Linked DNA regions of Homo sapiens: region 2 is linked to region 1. Evidence: read pairs that join two places in POLR2A ChIA-PET (ENCODE). Cell type or tissue: Panc1. All regions are shown on one strand. Links, peaks and the distances in the headings refer to the core of each region. The heading gives the core; the rest is flanking DNA. Region 1 holds the start of BOK-AS1 (BOK antisense RNA 1). Region 2 overlaps FARP2 (FERM, ARH/RhoGEF and pleckstrin domain protein 2).

Evidence for each region. ChIA-PET counts read pairs that join two places held together with the same protein. Peaks named below come from ENCODE experiments on the same cell type or tissue, not always from the same donor. Only the 100,000 strongest peaks of a DNase experiment are listed, where the experiment ranks them.
Region 2: POLR2A ChIA-PET joins it to region 1 with 12 read pairs; 5 of 35 experiments call an interaction of 5 or more read pairs at or near these places.

Annotation. Positions count from the first base shown.
Region 1 is chr2:241,551,440-241,559,742 of GRCh38, reverse strand. It overlaps BOK-AS1 (BOK antisense RNA 1), which reads left to right and starts at 600. Exons shown (of 2, transcript NR_033346.1): 1 at 600-966. BOK (BCL2 family apoptosis regulator BOK) reads right to left here and starts at 998. Exons shown (of 5, transcript NM_032515.5): 1 at 750-998; 2 at 40-288. The coding sequence starts at 259. LOC105373974 (a long non-coding RNA gene) reads left to right here and starts at 6,902. Exons shown (of 3, transcript XR_924069.3): 1 at 6,902-7,059. RefSeq lists silencers at 1-105, 156-225, 256-335, 7,560-7,798 and an enhancer at 7,468-8,278. In Panc1, for the core only: no CTCF peak of the experiment used is centred there; no DNase peak of the experiment used is centred there.
Region 2 is chr2:241,356,295-241,364,597 of GRCh38, reverse strand. FARP2 (FERM, ARH/RhoGEF and pleckstrin domain protein 2) reads right to left here. Exons shown (of 27, transcript NM_014808.4): 1 at 8,210-8,303. LOC105373973 (a long non-coding RNA gene) reads left to right here. Exons shown (of 3, transcript XR_924066.2): 3 at 3,598-3,720. Among named protein-coding and RNA genes, the nearest start is that of FARP2, 4.2 kb to the right of the region's middle. RefSeq lists a silencer at 7,976-8,303. In Panc1, for the core only: no CTCF peak of the experiment used is centred there; no DNase peak of the experiment used is centred there.

The DNA of each region.
Region 1 (8,303 bases), core at 3,763-6,262:
GAGGAGGCGCAGCTGGGGATCCCACCAGGGCGCACTCACCCAGGCGCAGCAGCACCGCGCACACCTCAGCCAGGCGTCCCGGGACCGGCGCGGCACGCTCGGGCGCGCTCCAGGAGAGGCCGGCGCGCAGCAGCCGCGCGTGCACGTACTCCCGGCCCAGCGCCTTGGCCTGGGCCACCAGCTCCTTGTCTGTGGGCGAGCGGTCAAAGGCGTCCATGATCTCGGCGGCGAAGACCGAGGAGCGCCGCAGCACCTCCATGGCGGCGACGCGGGTGGGGGGCGCCGCACCTGCGGGCACAAGCGCTCAGCCGGGTGGAGGGAGGCGGCGCGGGGAACGGGGCGCGCGGGGCGCCGGGCTGGGCGTGGCCCTCGGGAAGGGCCGTAGCCGGCGCCGGGTCCGCTCTCGTTTTTTGTGCCCCAAATCTTTAAAAACCCAGCGCCACCTTCTTTCAGAGCCCGAATTCAGCTACAGACATTCCCCGAGGCTGCCAGGGACCGGTGGGGCCGCGGGGAGACGGCGGTTTGCTCCGGGGCCGCCGGGCCCGCCCTCGAAGACGAGTGCGTGGGCGGCGGGGGCGGAGGGCACAGCCCAGCGCGTCCCCCACGGCGACTGCCAGGACCCGGCCCTCCCCGCCCCGGCCCGGGGCCGCCCACCTCCGCCGCTGGCGTCCTGCGCGCGTGTCCCCGGCCTCGCCGTTCCCGTGGCACCCCGGGCACCCCGGCACGGACGCCACGCCCGCCGCGCTCACCTCTCCCGCCGCATGGCGCGGGCGCCGGGGTGGAGTTCTGGCTTCAGGATCTGCTCGCCGCCGACGACGACCTCGACCCTTCCATTCAGACCCGCGAGGACGCGCGCCCCGCCCCGGCGCCCGCCCCGTCCACGCCCGAGCCGGGAGCGCCAGGTCCACGGGGCTTCCCGCGCTCTTGGGGGGCTCCTGCCGCGGCGTCGGGGGCCTGGGCAGCGAGGTGGGCAGCGCGCGACTCCCAGCTGGCGAGAGGCTGGGCTTGGGGCTTGGCCTTCTAAGGGAAAGGCAACCCTGGGGGCGGAGTCGGGGAGACGCTTTCCGAGCTTCCCCGCTTAAGGAGGACCGAGCGAGTTCCCTGGATGCGCCCGGAGAAGGCGACCAGGCCGGAGCGGCCCCCGCAAGGCAGAGCAGTGGGGACCTAGAGCCAGCCCCAGCCGCCTGGGTGTTCCCCGGGGTCCATTTGAAAATTGGGTTGTCTTCTTCGTTCGTAGAGGTTCTTTCCAGAGTCTGGAGACGTGTTCTTGGTCCGGACGCATGCCCTTTGTATTGTAGATGGATTATTGGATTCGCATTTATTGAAGTTATTGCAAATATCTTCCTCTATTTTGTGGTTTACTTTTGCTTTGGATGAACAGGAGTTACTCTTAGTGATGTCCAATTTATCAATATTTTCTTTATGGTTAGTACCTTTTTATTGGGATATCCTCCTGTATTTCCTTTTAGAAGCTTGTTTTAGGGCTCATATTTAGATCTATGATTGATTACATATTAATTATTGTGAATGGTGTGGTACGGGGCTAGAGCTCATTTTTTTTCGTGTAGATATCCAATTGACCTGGCATCATTTATTGAAAAGCATCATTTTTTTTCCACCGAATTGGAGGAGTCCCCAACATCTCAACATAAATCAGCTGAAGAGTGTGTGTGTGTGTGTGTGTGTGTCTCGGAACTCTATCCCACTGGTTTATTTCTTTATCCTTGAATCAACCTCACACAGTTTGAACAATAGGATTAACCAACTTGGCCTAATTCACGTGTGTACAACACTATAAAATACTTATTCTTCCCATGTGCACATAGGATGTTTATCGAAATAGACCATATCATGGACCTTATACAAGTCTCAGCAAATCTCAACGGATTGAAATCTTACAGTGTGTCCTCTCTGAATTAAAAGTCAATAACAGAAAAATTACTGGAAAATCTGCAAATGCTTGGAAATTACATGTCACACTTCTAAATAATCAATGGGTCAATAATCACAGTGGAAGATTAAAATATGTTGACAAGAACAGTGAAAAATAAGACATATCAAATGCTGTACAGTGCAACTAAAACACTGCTTAGAGGAAATTTGATAGCTTTAGAAGAAGGATTGAAAATTAGGCCAGGTGAAATGACTCAGACCTGTAATCCCAGCATTTTGGGAGGCCTAGGTGGGCAGATCACCTGAGCTCAGGAGTTTGAGACCAGCCGGGTCAAAATGGTGAAAACCCCGTCTCTACTAGAGATACAAAAAATGAGTTGGGTGTGGTGGCAGGTGTCTGTAATCCCAGCTACTAAGGAGGCTGAGGCAGGAGAATTGCTTGAACCTGGGAGGCGAAGGTTGCAGTGAGCAGAGATCATCCCACCTGCACTCCAGCCTGGACAACAGAGTGTGATTCCATCTCAAAAAAAAAAAAAAAAAAGGAAAAAGAAAAATAAAATTACTGCTCTAAGCTTCCACTCAAGAAGCTAGAAAAGAACAATAAAACTAAAGATGAAAGGAAATAATAAAAATAAGAGCAGAAATTAATGGAATAAAGCAAAAAATAGAGAAAATCAACAAAGCCAAAAATTGGTTCTTTGAAGAGATTAATAGAACTGATAAATCCCCAGAAAGATTGAGTAAGAAAAAAGATAACACAAATTTCACTATCAAGAATGAAAAAGAGGACATCACTGTAGATACTACAAGCATTAAAGGGATAAAAAGATAGTATGGAGGACTTTTTGACAGTGCATTTGAAATTTTAGATGATACACAACTTACCAAAACTGACACTAAAAGAAATAGAAAATCTGGATAGTCCTACACCAATTAAATGCATTGAATCTGTAATTTAAAATCTTCCCACAAAGAAAATTCTAGGTTCAGATGGTTTCATTGAGAAATTCTTCTCAACAGTTAAAAAAATACCACCAGTCTCATACAAACCTGCACAGAGACTAAAAATGAGGGAGTATTTCCCAACTCATTTTATGAGGTCAATGTAATTTTAATACCGAAACCTGTCAGGAACATTACCAGAAGCTAGGAAAGCTATGGAACTTCTATCTGCTATGACTTTCCTGTCTGGGAAGTAGGAAGAATAATAATACCTACCTCCTAGGATTGTTGAGAGGACTGAATTCTTTTTTTTTTTTTTTTTTTTTGAGACGGAGTCTCGCTCTGTTGCCAGGCTGGAGTGCAATGGCGTAAACTCGGCTCACTGCAACCCCGCCTCCTGGGCTCCAGCGATTCTCCTGCCTCAGCCTCCCGAGTAGCTGGGACTACAGGCACCTGACACCACGCCCGGCTAATTGTTTGTATTTTTGGTAGAGAGGGGGTTTCACCATGTTGGCCAGGATGGTCTCGATCTCTTGACCTCGTGATCTACCTGCCTTGGCATCACAAAGTTCTGGGATTATAGGCGTAAGCCACAGCGCCCAGCCTGGGAGGACTGAATTCTTAATCCATGTCATGTAGTAAGTGCTCAGTCATTGTTAGCTGCTTTTTCAGAAAAGCTGTAGTACAGTAAAATCTGAGGGTGCATTTTAATGAACTCTTTAATGTAGAGTCTAGAGCTCCTTGGACAGTGTGCGCCTCAGATTTCTGAAGAGCAGTCAGGTTTGGGATTCCCTGTAGATAGCATTACAGAAATGCAGAGAGGGAAAAGATCTCGCCCAAGGAGTCACTGCAAGACTGGGCATGGCCAGACTGTAAACCTTGGGGTCTAACTCCATGGTTCCTGAAGTACCTCTGTCAGGGGAAGAGCCTGTACTTGCAGGCAGGAGACCAGGAAGCTCACACCTGCAACCTTCCCGCTGTGTAGCCTCAGGCAACTTCCTGCCCCATTCACAGGCTCAGTTTCCTCCTGTGCAGAATGAACTCATACTTCCTGCTTCCTGTCTCCTGTTGGAGCCGTCTCCTGGGCTCTGACATGGGGGTAGTGGGCCACTGGGCATAATTGATAGACATGTTCTGCATCCCAGGAGCTGCAGAAACCAGGTAAAGCTGTGTCTCTGGATGTTCAATATGGAACATTGCTAGCAGTAAGGAACTGAAAATGACCTAAGTGTGCCAGGCGTGGTGGCTCATGCCTGTAATCCCAGCACTTTGGGAGGCTGAGGCATGTGGATCACCTGAGGTTAGGAGTTCGAGACCAGCTTGACCAACAAGGTGAGACTCCGTTTCTACTAAAAATACAAAAAATTAGCCAGGCGTGGTGGCGCATGTCTGTAATCCCAGCTACTCGGGAGGCTGAGACAGGAGAATTGCTTGAACCCAGGAGTCGGAGGTTGCGGTGAGCCGAGCTCATGCCACTGCACTCCAGCCTGGGCAACAGAACGAGACTTTGTCTCAAAAAAAAAAAAAAATGACCTCAGTGTTTATGAAGAGATCAAGCCCAGCATGGTGACACCGCACTAGTAGTCCCAGCTCCTTGGGAGACTGAAGCAAGAGGATTGCTTGAGCCCAGGAGTTCAGGGCTGTAGTGCCTGTGAATAGCCACTGCACTCAGCCTGGGCAACTTAGCAAAGACGGGTTTCTAAAACAAATTTTAAAAAGAGAGCAGATGAGGAGATTAAGCAATCTGGAGTACCTAGACCGCAAACCCTTATTCAGACCTTAAAAAACTTGGGTCATGCTGGAGTTAGCTGAGGTCTTCCTGTCCACTGAGACCTGGAGGAGGCCCAGTCCCAGCCCTCAATTTCCCAAGAGTGCTTTGACTTCTTGGGAGCCTACATTTCTCCGGTCACCTTTGGCCCTGATTTTCTGTCTCTGCAGAACTCTTACATCCACTCTTGCCATGCAACTGACTCCTCTCTCTGCCCCAGTGTTGACCTAGCATGGAACTCGGTCCCTGGTTGGTGAGTGGGCTTCTGAGCGCTGATACCAGCCCACCAGACTGGCTTAAGCACAGGGCAGTTTGTTGATTTGTGTGACCAGAGAGAGGTCGGTTGGTTTCAGGCATAGCTGGATCCAGGAGTCTCTTTCCATCTGTGCTCCCCTGTGATGGCTCCACTCTCAGACAGACTGTCCTGGTGTAATTGCAGGATAAAGCCCACAGCTCCCTGTATATACCTCACAAGTTCAGGCTTTGCCAGTGGAAAAAAGTCGGGCTGTCCAGGTAGCTCTGGGAGATCCCTTGGGGTGGGCAGCTTCTGTACTCTGTCCATTTCCAAGCCAGCTGTGGCTGGACATGGGGAAGGTGTTAAGCAGTCAGGCCTGGGTCTCATACCTGGCCCTGGATGGTGTGGAAGCGGGTGGGCCCCCATCAGCTCCTGTGGAATGTGACCTGGAGGATGCTGGATTTCCATAAGAGCCTGCTCACTCAAGGCTGCTGTGTGGTCACAGAGTGGGGCGCAGAGGGGTCCATAACCCAGTGATGCCCACATTCAACATTGCAAATTCAAGCCAGCCCTCAGGCTTGGGATTCTCCCAGCCTAGCCATTCACCTCCTCATGGCTCCTCTCTATCTCATCTCTCATGTGACGGCTGCTTGCCTCCCCCACCCTGGTCCTCTCTCCTCCTTGGCTCAGGCCCTGCCATACAGAGCCAGCCCCTGACGGCACAGAACGGGAGCATCCTGGTTGTCCTCCTGGAAGGCTGCTGTGGCCTTGTGCCGCCTTGGAGACTGAGCTGAGCCCTCCCTCCCACGGTGACAAATGTGTGGTGCCCCCCAGAAGCAGGGCACCTTCCTCTGTGCAGCCACCTGCCCTGGCCGGCTGCAAATCTCAGATGCTGTGAGTAGATCTGTCATCCATTTCCTTTGCCCAGTGGGTCTGAGGCAGATCTGAGACTCTACCCCTAGCATGGAGTGGGGAGGGAGGTCTGCCGGTCTTGGAAGGCTTCCAGAGCCCCCCTCCCTGTCTCCAGTGACTTCCCTCACTGAGGGGTACCCCTTGGGGTAGAGGCCACTCTACCCCGTTGCCCTTGGCAACGCTAGACCCTGAAGTGAGTTGTGTGGGTGATACAGCTTGGATCTGTGTCCCAGCTCAAATCTCCCGTCAAATTGTAAACCCCAGTGTTGGGGGAGGGGCCTGGTGGGAGATGATTGGATGATGGGGGCTGATTTGCAGTGCTCGTGATAGTGAGTGAGTTCTCACGAGATCTGCCTCTTTAAAAGCGTGTGGCACCTTCCGCTTCACTCTCTTCCTCCTTCCGCCTCGTAAGACACGTCTCTTTCCTCTTCGCCCTCCGCCATGATTGTAAGTTTCCTGAGGCCTCCCAGCCATGCTTCCTGTACAGCCTGTGGAACCGTGAGCCAATTAAATCTCTTTTCTTTATAAATTACCCAGTCTCGGCTGGATGCGGTGGCTCACACCTGTAATCCCAGCACTTTGGGAGGCTGAGGCGGGTGGATCACCTGAAGTCAGGAGTTGGAGACCACCCTGGCCAACATGGTGAAACCCCGTCTCTACTAAAAATACAAAAAATTAGCTGGGTGTGGTAGCGGGCACCTGTAATCCCAGCTGCTCCGGAGGCTGAGGCAGGAGAATTGCTTGAACCCAGGAGGCGGAGGTTGCAGTGAGCTGAGATCGTGCCACTGCACTGCAGCCTGGGCTACAAGGGTGAAACTCCATCTCAGAATAAATAAATAAATAACCCAGTCTCAGGTACACTGGGGATGCCATGCCGGGGGTGGGTGGGACTGGGCGGGCGTTCAGCCTGCAGGCCACGGGGGTCGGTGGCAGCAGAGTCCTTGGACTTTGTGCCGGCCACCTCACTCTGGACTGGCCTCTCCACCCACTACCCGGTGGCCTTCAGATGGTCCTTTTTTTGCAAAACCAGGCAGAGGGTTGTGTGGCGAGCCGCCCGGAATCTTTCTGCTGGGTAGTGTGTGTCTGCACGTGCCCCAGGCTGGCACCCCTCCGTCACCTCCCGGTCACTGCAGGCTGCCTCTGAGGAGGGCAGTACCTGCCCACAAAGGCCCACGGAGCCATGGCTTCTTCCCAGTGGTGATCCCTGATGGGCTGGAAGGTGACCGAACCGCTTGTCCTTTATAAGCTGGGCTTGCTGCTTGCCGTTGAGGAAGAGCTTGTCATGGGTGTCAGCGTTTAAAAGTGGAATGTGAGTTTCTGAACGCGCTGGCATTGCAGGGGAAAGTACATACTTGCAGGGAAAAAGACACGAAGGAGACACAGGAGACGGGGGCGGGGAACGGAGGGTTCAGCAGCGGCGGCAGCCTCAGGCATAGGTGGGTCCTGCCTGGCCCTACCACTCCGGCCTCATTCTTTAGAGGGTCTGTTCTGAGCCCAGCCCCTAAGGGGTACTGAGCTGTCAGTATGTGCAGGGGCGTGGATGGTATGAGTGGGCCGGACAGGGTGTGGACCGGCATGGCGCGGCGTGGAGAGGCCAGAGGGACTGGGTGGGGCCGAACACAAGCGGCTCGCAGGAAGCCTCTGGAGTGCAGGGCGTGCTGCGGGTGCAAGAGACAGGCTGCAGCGCTCTGAGGGAGTCCCGCATTCTGAGTTGGATCAGAGCCTGGTGTCTCTGGTGGGGCCAGGACATTCTCATTGGCCAGTTCCTGTGCATGGGGTGACCCAGGCTGCATGGAGGGAGCCGCTTGTGGGTGGGCCACACCTCTCGTTCTCCTTTCAAAATGCTCCTGAGGTAGCAGCTGCCTGGCTGCTTCGCCATTGCCACCCCGTCCCAGCCGCGCCACCTCCTTCCGGACAGCCCCAGCACCCTCAGTGAGACCAGAGCCCCTCCTGCCTCTGCAGCCTCCTCTCCCGCTCCTCGAAGATTACTTTCCTTCTTCCTGGAACATTCTTCCCCCATCTTCAAACTCTGCCACCCGGCGTTTCCTCAGAGAACGCCCCCCACCCCACCCCACGGGTCACCCCCACTCCAGGTTCAAGTGGCCGAGGTGAATACTGGGTGGGCAGGGCAGGAAGTGGGCGGCAAGACACCTCCACCATCCCAGCCCACCCTCGCTGCGGTCGAACCTTCCCACTAGAACTAAAATGAGATTCCTGTGTTTTCACTTGGCCAGCGCAAGCCTTCCTCCTGGGCGGAGGGACCCCCCTGAGGTCTCCCCACCTCCCGTGGGGGGTTTCCCTGTGCCTGGGAGGCAGATGGGCTGTGGTGAGCCCTGAGTGGACTCAGCCAACAGCAGGGGCTGCTGCTATTGTGCCCCCCACCCCCTTAGTGGGTCCCCCCAAGTCATCTGCGGCAGTGAGACCAGCTTATTCTAAACCTCGGAGTCCTTCCTTCCCCTTCTGTCTCGTGGCCCAGAATGTCTACTTCTTCATGAAGCAACGAAATGCTTCCTACCTGCAGTGAGCGATGGGGTGCGCTGGTTCCGAGTCACA
Region 2 (8,303 bases), core at 2,648-5,147, 190 kb after region 1:
AGCTTTACTTCTTGGACTATTTTAATAATAGGGGCTTTATAAAGTTTTATTTATTTTTTAACTGTAGCCTTAACAAATTTCCACAAACTTAGCAGCTTAAAATAACAGCCTTTTATTATCTCACAGTGTCTACGGGTTAGAAGTTTGAGTGTAATGTAACTCACCAGAATTCTCTGCTTAGGGTCTCAAAAGGTCTAAGTCAAGGTGTCAGCTGACCTGGGGTCTTATGTGGATTTCCTTGGGGGAGAATACACTTACAGGCTCATTCAAGTCTGTGTGGGTAGAGGACTGAGGTCCTTAGTTCTTGCTGGCTGTCAGCTGTTTGTCATTCTCATTCCTTGGCTCATGGCCCCTTCCATCTTCCATGCCAGAAATGTTACGTTGAAAACTTCTTATACTTCCAGTCTCTCTGCCTTCCCCATCTGCTACCAGCTGGAGGAAGATCCCTGCTTTTAAAGGCTCATATAATTACCTAAGGCCCACCTGGATAATCTAGACAACGAATCCAGGCTAGTTGATTCGTACCCTTCATTACATCTGCAATGTGCTTTTGCCAAATCAGTCACATACTCCCAGGATAAACACTAGGAGGTCAAGCTCATGGAGGCCACAAATCTGCAGACCACAGTCTATCAGATAATTCCAACATAGGCACCACCTCAGCTTTAGCCTGTGTCTTTTTTCACGAGTTATTTTCCTGGTTCTTCACATGCTGAGTAAATTTTGCATTGTATCCTGGACATTTTTAACATCACACTCTTAGAGACTCTTGATCTTGTTTAAATCCTATGGGGAATGCTGGTATTTTGTTGAGCAGGCACTGGCCTGGCTGGATTCAGTCCCCAGGTCCTGACCAGCCTTCTGTAGAACATGGTATCAGTGTCACTTTCACTTTCAAAGCCTTTGCAGTGCTCCTCAGCAATGTCCTGCGGTCCCTACTTGCTTGGTGGCCAGCCTGCCTTCCAGGCGATGGTCTATCCCATAGCCGAGTTCCGTCTTTGGCAACCTGTTCTGGCTCACATCACGCGTGCATAGCTCAGTGTTGAGCCTATAAGTTAACTAACAACTTCATGGGGTCACTTTCCTGAGCAATTCCCTCTCTGGAATCTCCCTAGTATCCCTTCCAGTGACCTGGGCTCCCCTTTTCAGACTCCAACCAGAAACCTACGGCTTTAATTACTCCGTTTAGCCATGCTATTCTTGTGCCTGCATCTTGCCTGGGACTGAGCTGCAGGAGGGAAGAGAATAAAAAGGCAACTGGGGTTTTCCCCATTCCCTAAGAGTTTTAGGTGTTCACACACTCCTGCCACTGCAGGGCTGAGTGGAGGAGAGGAAGCAAGAGGGAAAAAAATAATGGCTTTCTCCCACTTTCTGTCTTGGGGCCCAACTACAAAACTACTCTGTAGCTCTCCCTGTTCATACTGGGTACCTGCCTTCAGGTTTTGGACAGCCAGAGTCCAGGGCAGGGGATGCTGAAGGGAAGACAAGAAACTCACTACTGGTGCAAAGTGGTGCTTCAAATTCTGGCCTTCTCTCCCATCCGCCTGTTACCGTTTACTTGTCGGAGTCCTCAACAGCTGCTCCATGCACATGTCCAGGTCTTACAGCCACAGACAGTGGGAGAGGCAAGATGGAGTATGCTCCCTCCACCTCCCAGAACCACAGCTCCACATCCATGCATTTTAAAATACATTTATAGTGGTTATCATTGGGAGGGGTAAGAGGATTGATTTTTATTTCCTTCTTCCTAATTTTCTGTATTTGTCAAATCACCTACAGTGACGAGTATACATTATCTTTGAAGTCAGATGGTTTCTCTGCAGAATCCTGCAGAAGTACTACCAGCTTTAAAAGTCTTAACTGATAGGGGCTACCTACAGTATGCCATTACTTACCTTCCAAGAGAAAGCTGGAATAACTGTCTTTCCCCTTAGAGTTGTATTTGCTCTTCTTTCAAAAATAGTTCAATTAAAAATTAATATATATATATATTTTTGAGATGGAGTCTTGCTCTGTCACCCAGGCTGGAGAGCAGTGGCGCAATCTCGCCTCACTGCAAGCTCCGCCTCCTGGGTTCACGCCATTCTCCTGCCTCAGCCTCCCGAGTAGTTGGGATCACAGGCGCCCGCCACCATGCCCGGCTAATTTTTTGTGTTTTTAGTGAGATGGGGTTTCACCATGTTAGCCAGGATGACCTTGATCTCCTGACCTCATGATCTGCCCACCTCAGCCTCCCAGAGTGCTGGGATTACAGGCATGAGCCACCACGCCTGGCCAAAATTAATATTTTTAAACACTCTCTGGGTTCCATTTCTTGTTCAGATACTGATACTTGTTTTCCAACATTCATCTTATTAACTACTATACTAACAAAGCAACTGAGATTTTAATCATAAAGGGGGACCGGGCGTGATGGCTCACACCTGTAATCCCAGCACTTTGGGAGACGGAGGCAGGTGGTTTACTTGAGGTCAGGAGTTTGAGACCAGCCTGGCCAACATGGCGAAACCCTGTCTCTACTAAAAATACAAAAAAATTGGCTGGGCGTGGTGGCGTGTGCCTGTAATCCCAGCTACTTGGGAGACTGAGGCAGGAGAATCGCTTGAATGTGGGAGGCGGAGGTTGCAGTGAGCCAAGATTGCACCACTGCACTCCAGCCTGGGTGACAGAGTGAAACTCTGTCTAAAAAAAAATAAATAAATAAAAAATAAAAATAATAATAATAATAAAGGGGACAAGAAATTTATAAAAGCCTAGTAATTTAAACAATTTCTAAAAGTAGTTCCTCCTTCACAAACACATTCCCACTAGCTCCTGGAAGATTCACTTAGCACCTTCACCTCACATTCCCCTACTGGGTTATCTGGCATCAAGCCAGGGACCAGGAAACTACCCCCACTAAAGCAGTTTGACTATAGAGCTAGTCTGGCTCAGGTTTCTGGGCCCTCACTTGCACCAACTCCTTCCAAGGTCCCGAGAAAGGCCCTAAGCAGAGTGTCCCTATGGTCATACACTTTTGTAAAATTTACCCCCAAAATATTCTAATTGCAATAAATTAAGACTACTGCCTTTTCCCACTGCAACTCTGCCTCTGTTCCTCTTCCCCTTCATGTCAGGTAGCTTGGGAGGTGCTGCTGGCATTTTTGAGATCCACGTAAGGGTACATTAAGTTGGAGAAAGACACTTAGTTTGGGTTTAACAGGACACATTTATGCTGTTTACAGTTACTTCTACTATGCAAACCTAGGTGATTACCAGCAATCTCAATGCGGGTATTCCTTCTAGAAATACTATCACCCACTGTGCTGGTTCACCAGGGCTTTTATGAAATAAAGGTGAAGGGCCAGGGATCCTGTGGCAATGTGAATAGGTCCAATGGGGTCTGACTCAGGGAAGTGTGTGGGCAGTGGAAAGGAAACATGGTTTGAAATGGAGGGAGCCAGTTGCTTGTTTGTGGGGAATTTACCATCAGACGTGCTAAAATATAAGCGAATAGATCAGTTACCAGAAAAATAATCAATATAGCAGTACAATTCTGTGTGCCTAAGATGTGTGTTTTTTTTTTTTTTCTTTTTTGAATGGAATTGTGCGAAACAGGATTTACCTGAACACCTGTTTTTCTGGGACACCAACCTGTAGCAGTACTAGAAACAGCAAATACGTCTATGTGAAACCATAAGTTTTATGTACCCTATCAACAATAAAAATTTATCTACTGTGCTAGAGGAATCACTGAGTTCTTTCTATATCCTGTCATATGAAAATGTGATTAAAAAGTACACAGCCAAAGGAAGAAATATTACACAGGTGTGTTAGATAATTAACAAACGTTATTTTTCTCAATTTAGCCATTTGCATTATTCATCAGCTTTTTCAAATTTGTTACGTTCTCATTCTAAATATTCACTTTTTTTTTTTTTTTTTGAGACAGAGTCTCGCTCTGTCACCCAGGCTGGAGTGCAGTGGCGTGATCACGGCTCACTGCAACCTCCACCTCTCGGGTTCAAGTGATTCTCCTGCCTCAGCCTCCTGAGAAGCTGGGAATACAGGCACATGCCACCACACTTGGCTCATTTTTTGTATTTTTAGTAGAGACGGGGGGTTTCACTGTGTTAGCCAGGATGGTCTTCATCTCTTGACCTTGTGATCCACCTGCCTCTCCATCTCTTGACCTCGTGATCCACCCACCTCGGCCTCCCAAAGTGCTATGATTACAGGCGTGAGCCACCGCTCCCAGCCTCACTTTCTAAATTAGTTTTTATTTGTAACTTTGCATTCTTTCTCTTAAAGAGTTCTCCCCTTCCCCCAAATTGTATACCTTCAAGCTCCATAAAACCTGGCATCTACCTCTGCCTCAGAAGAAATCTGATTAATTCATTCAAATATTTATTGAGCTCTATTCTGTTTCAGGCAAGTCTAAATGCTTAGGGATACAGGAGTTCCTAAGAGAGAAAAATTCCCCCCTATATAGTGGACAAATACAAAGAAGAGAGTACCTAATATATATTAAATGGTGATTTAAGTGCCTTGGAGTGAGTAAAGTGAGGGTGGTAGAGAGGAAGTTGGCAGCTGGAGGGAGACAGGGAGGAGGCTTCATCAAGAGGACAAGGTCCAAGACAAGGCCTCAAAAATGCACTGGTACACATTACAACAGCTACCGTGTCCTGTATGACCACCACTGCAAGGAGATGCATGTCAAGCCCTTCGCTTATGTCATCTCATTTAATCCTCACAATAACCATGTGCAGCTGGCATCAAGGAACTCAGGCTCAGAAAGGTTAGTGATTTGTTAGCAGTCACTCAGCTCCACAAGCGGCCTCAACCCCATCGTGATTGCATGGTGTGCACAGAGCACACAAAGATACAGAAGTTTAATTCAGAAAGGGAGACGACTGAGAAAGTAACCAGTACTACCTGCCCACTGCAGTCACAGAGAGAGCAGAAAGAAAGAGGCAGCACCGCTGGCTAGCCTGACCTGGAGCAGCTTTCCTCACAGGGGAACAGGAGACCAGGTGGACAAAGGACATAGTGTGTGCACAGGCAGAGGACTACATAGAAACTGCAGGAGCAGCTGGGAAAGGATGAGTATAGTTGGGCTGAGACACCCGAGGGGAGGTGGGGAGGTGGCCTGGGGTTGTGCTGCGCGAGCTCTAGTGGGCCAACTGGTTGGAATCTCATACCAAAGTAGGTTTTGCAGCTGGGATAGGACATGACCACATTTTCATTTTGGGAAGCAATCAGGAGGATGGGCGGGGAAGGGGAAAGATGGGATTAAGCAAGATTCATCACTGCATCCTACAACATTATAGGGCCTTTTTGTTTTTGAATTTTAAAATGGCAATAAGCTAAAACACCAGTTTAGGGGAAAACAATTCATGACTCTTAAAATAAAACCACTTACAACACTCTAACTACCCTCCTGATCCTGTTCACCTCCTCATGTATTTTTACAACACTATGATTGCTGTGTACACACCATTTCAACTTTTCAGTTAAGTCACATTTTAAAGCATATTTCCATGGATCAAAATGGTTCAAATTTTCCTTGGATGGGAGGATGGGATTCAGCTTGTGGAAGCATGTTTACTTGCTATGGAGTACTCTACCCTACTGACACAACAAAGTTTATCAGATTGTTTTGAAAAGTGTGATTCCAAAATCAAAATCTTTGCCACATACTGCTACTTTCCAAAAAGATTAGACCAATTTATAGAATCACTGTCAACTAAACGCTCCCCAGAAAATCACCAAAGACTGGGCTTTATCATATTGCTTTGTAGGATCCTCAACTTTTCAACTCCCTGTGGCATTGACAAATACGCTATGGTCAAAGGACTCTATATTCTGATCTCAGAGAACATGACCGGAATTACCTCAGCTCAGTATCCAACACTACAATGGGGTTTTGCCTGTATATCTAGCACTATGCTGTGTTTATGAAGCTCATGACGCACTGAGTAAAGGGGAAGCTGGCAAGCTGATATGAAAGTGGGTGAAGGAAAAATAAGAACAAAACTGAAAGGACAAGCAGCAGTAAGAAAAATCTGTTACTGTCCGAATATAGAAGAGGTATTGATGTGACTAGAAGCAGGGGTGTTTGGAAAGGAAGGAAGCAACTGAATTCTTTGGGCCAAATGGATTTAAATGAGCTCACATGGAATTGCCCATGCATTGATCTTTGCTTTGGCAATCCAGTTCATACCATTCCCTCTAAACAGGATAAATTTGCTTAATTATTGCCTAATTTTTTCTCTACTGTTTTTTGTAAATATCCAGGGTTAGCTTGTTCTACTTTCTACTCGGATTATTTGTCCACCTGATAATAATAATGGCTAACATTTATTAAGCACTTACCTTGTGCCAGGCATCTTGTTAACACAGCTTTTTTTATTTATTTTTTTATTTTTTTGAGACAGAGTCTCGCTCTGTCGCCCAGGATGAAGTGCAGTGGCACAATCTTGGCTCAATGCAACCTCCACCTCCTGGGTTCAAGTGATTCTCGTGCCTCAGCCTCTCAAGTAGCTATGATTACAGGCGTGCGCCACCAGCCCAGCTAATTTTTGTATTTTTAGTAGAGATGGGGTTTCGCCCTGTTGAGCAGGCTGGTCTGGAACCCCTGAGCTCATGCAATCTGCCTGCCTCGGCCTCCCAAAGTGCTGGGATTACAGCCACTGTGCCTGGCCAAGTAAATTTTAAACTCATTTTTTGAATAAGGAACCTGAGGCAGAGAGAAATGAATACACCTTATATCAACTTCCTCTTTGGGAAAGGAATTAGTATACAAGGAACCTGGAAATTTACTAACGACTGATAGTCCTATAGGTAAATAAGCCAGCAAACGTCTGCAGTCCAGGAAACTGCATCATCAGCATTTAGTTTGTTAACAGTGAACCACCTAATGAGAATCTGCAACAAGGATAGGGCACATGAGAAGTACAGATGGTATTTGCAAGTACCCTAGGTGTGACCCTAAACTGGTCATTCCACCTCTCTCAACCTCCCTTTCCTCTACTTTAAAACGGGGCTGTGCAACTTGGTCATGTCTCTGAAGAGTTTTGGAAAACTGAATAAATAACGAGCATGAAGTGCTTCCTAAACCTTTAAGGACCTCAAAAAACAAAACAAAACAAAACTTTCAACAAGCAGATGTAGAAAATTTAAATTATATTTGGCCTACAAGTAAAGGTTACTCCATGCTTCCCTACCTCAAATGTCCTCTCCCATCTCTCTGGTACTGAGAAAATCTGTGTCGCCTGTTATAAGGCAGTCTACACAAGACCAACACGCTAACCCACTGCCACCTCAGGGTTATCAAACATTTACACAGTGGCCCAGACAAAAATATCCCACGGAAACAAAACAAAAACAAAAACCCAGAGAGAAAAACCACCCTTTAAAGATTTGGCCTTGGGTTTTAAATTTGCCCATCCCTTTTTAACACTATGTATTGACAATCTTTCCTTCAATGATGCCTTGTTCTAATTTCTGCTTTTCACATCCATTAATGGCACATGATAGGCCAGGGGTTGCTGCCATAGCGTAAACGGAAAAGGTGCCCGTAATTCGGGTGTGTAATGTACTGGGCCATATTCTGGTCCCCAGTTTTCATGGGTTTCCCAAAGGCTACCCACTGGCTTATGAGTATTTCTAGCCCTTAGTGGAGTAAAAATATTAACACCTAACACTTGATTCCCACCTTTAAGATACAATTTAAAGAAATGCTAAAAAGGCAAACGGCTCAAAATGCCTCCACCAGGCACCTCCAGGCCCATACCCTGCGGGTCCCTATGGCCCACTCTGGGGTGTCCTTCCGGGATGGGACACTCCCCGGCCCACGGCCCTGCCGGCCTCCACGGGGCACAACTCAACCCGCGAGTCCACGCGGGACACTCCCCGGTCTACAGCCCCACCGGCCTCCTCCACGCGGCACCCCTCAACCCGGGAGTCCACGCGGGCCACTCCCCGGCCCACCGCCCCGCCTGCCCCCACGCGGCAGGCTCCCTACAGACGGACGCTCCTCTAACCCGGACCCGCCTAGGAGCTCCAGCCGCCTCACGATGGCCTTCAGAGGCCGGGCGGGACCATCTCTGGTGGACCGCGGCCTCAGCGCCCCCCCCGCCTGGGCCTCTCGCCTCGGGCCTCGGGCTTCGCCGCCCACCCGGAGAGGCCCACCCCTGCCCCACGCGCCCAGGCCGCTTCACGTCCTCACCCTCGGCCTCTCGCTCGCCCGCCGCGTCCTCACCGGCCTCGCCCGGCCTCCGCAGTCGCAAGCAGCAGCCGCCAGACTCGCGTCGGCGTCGCCT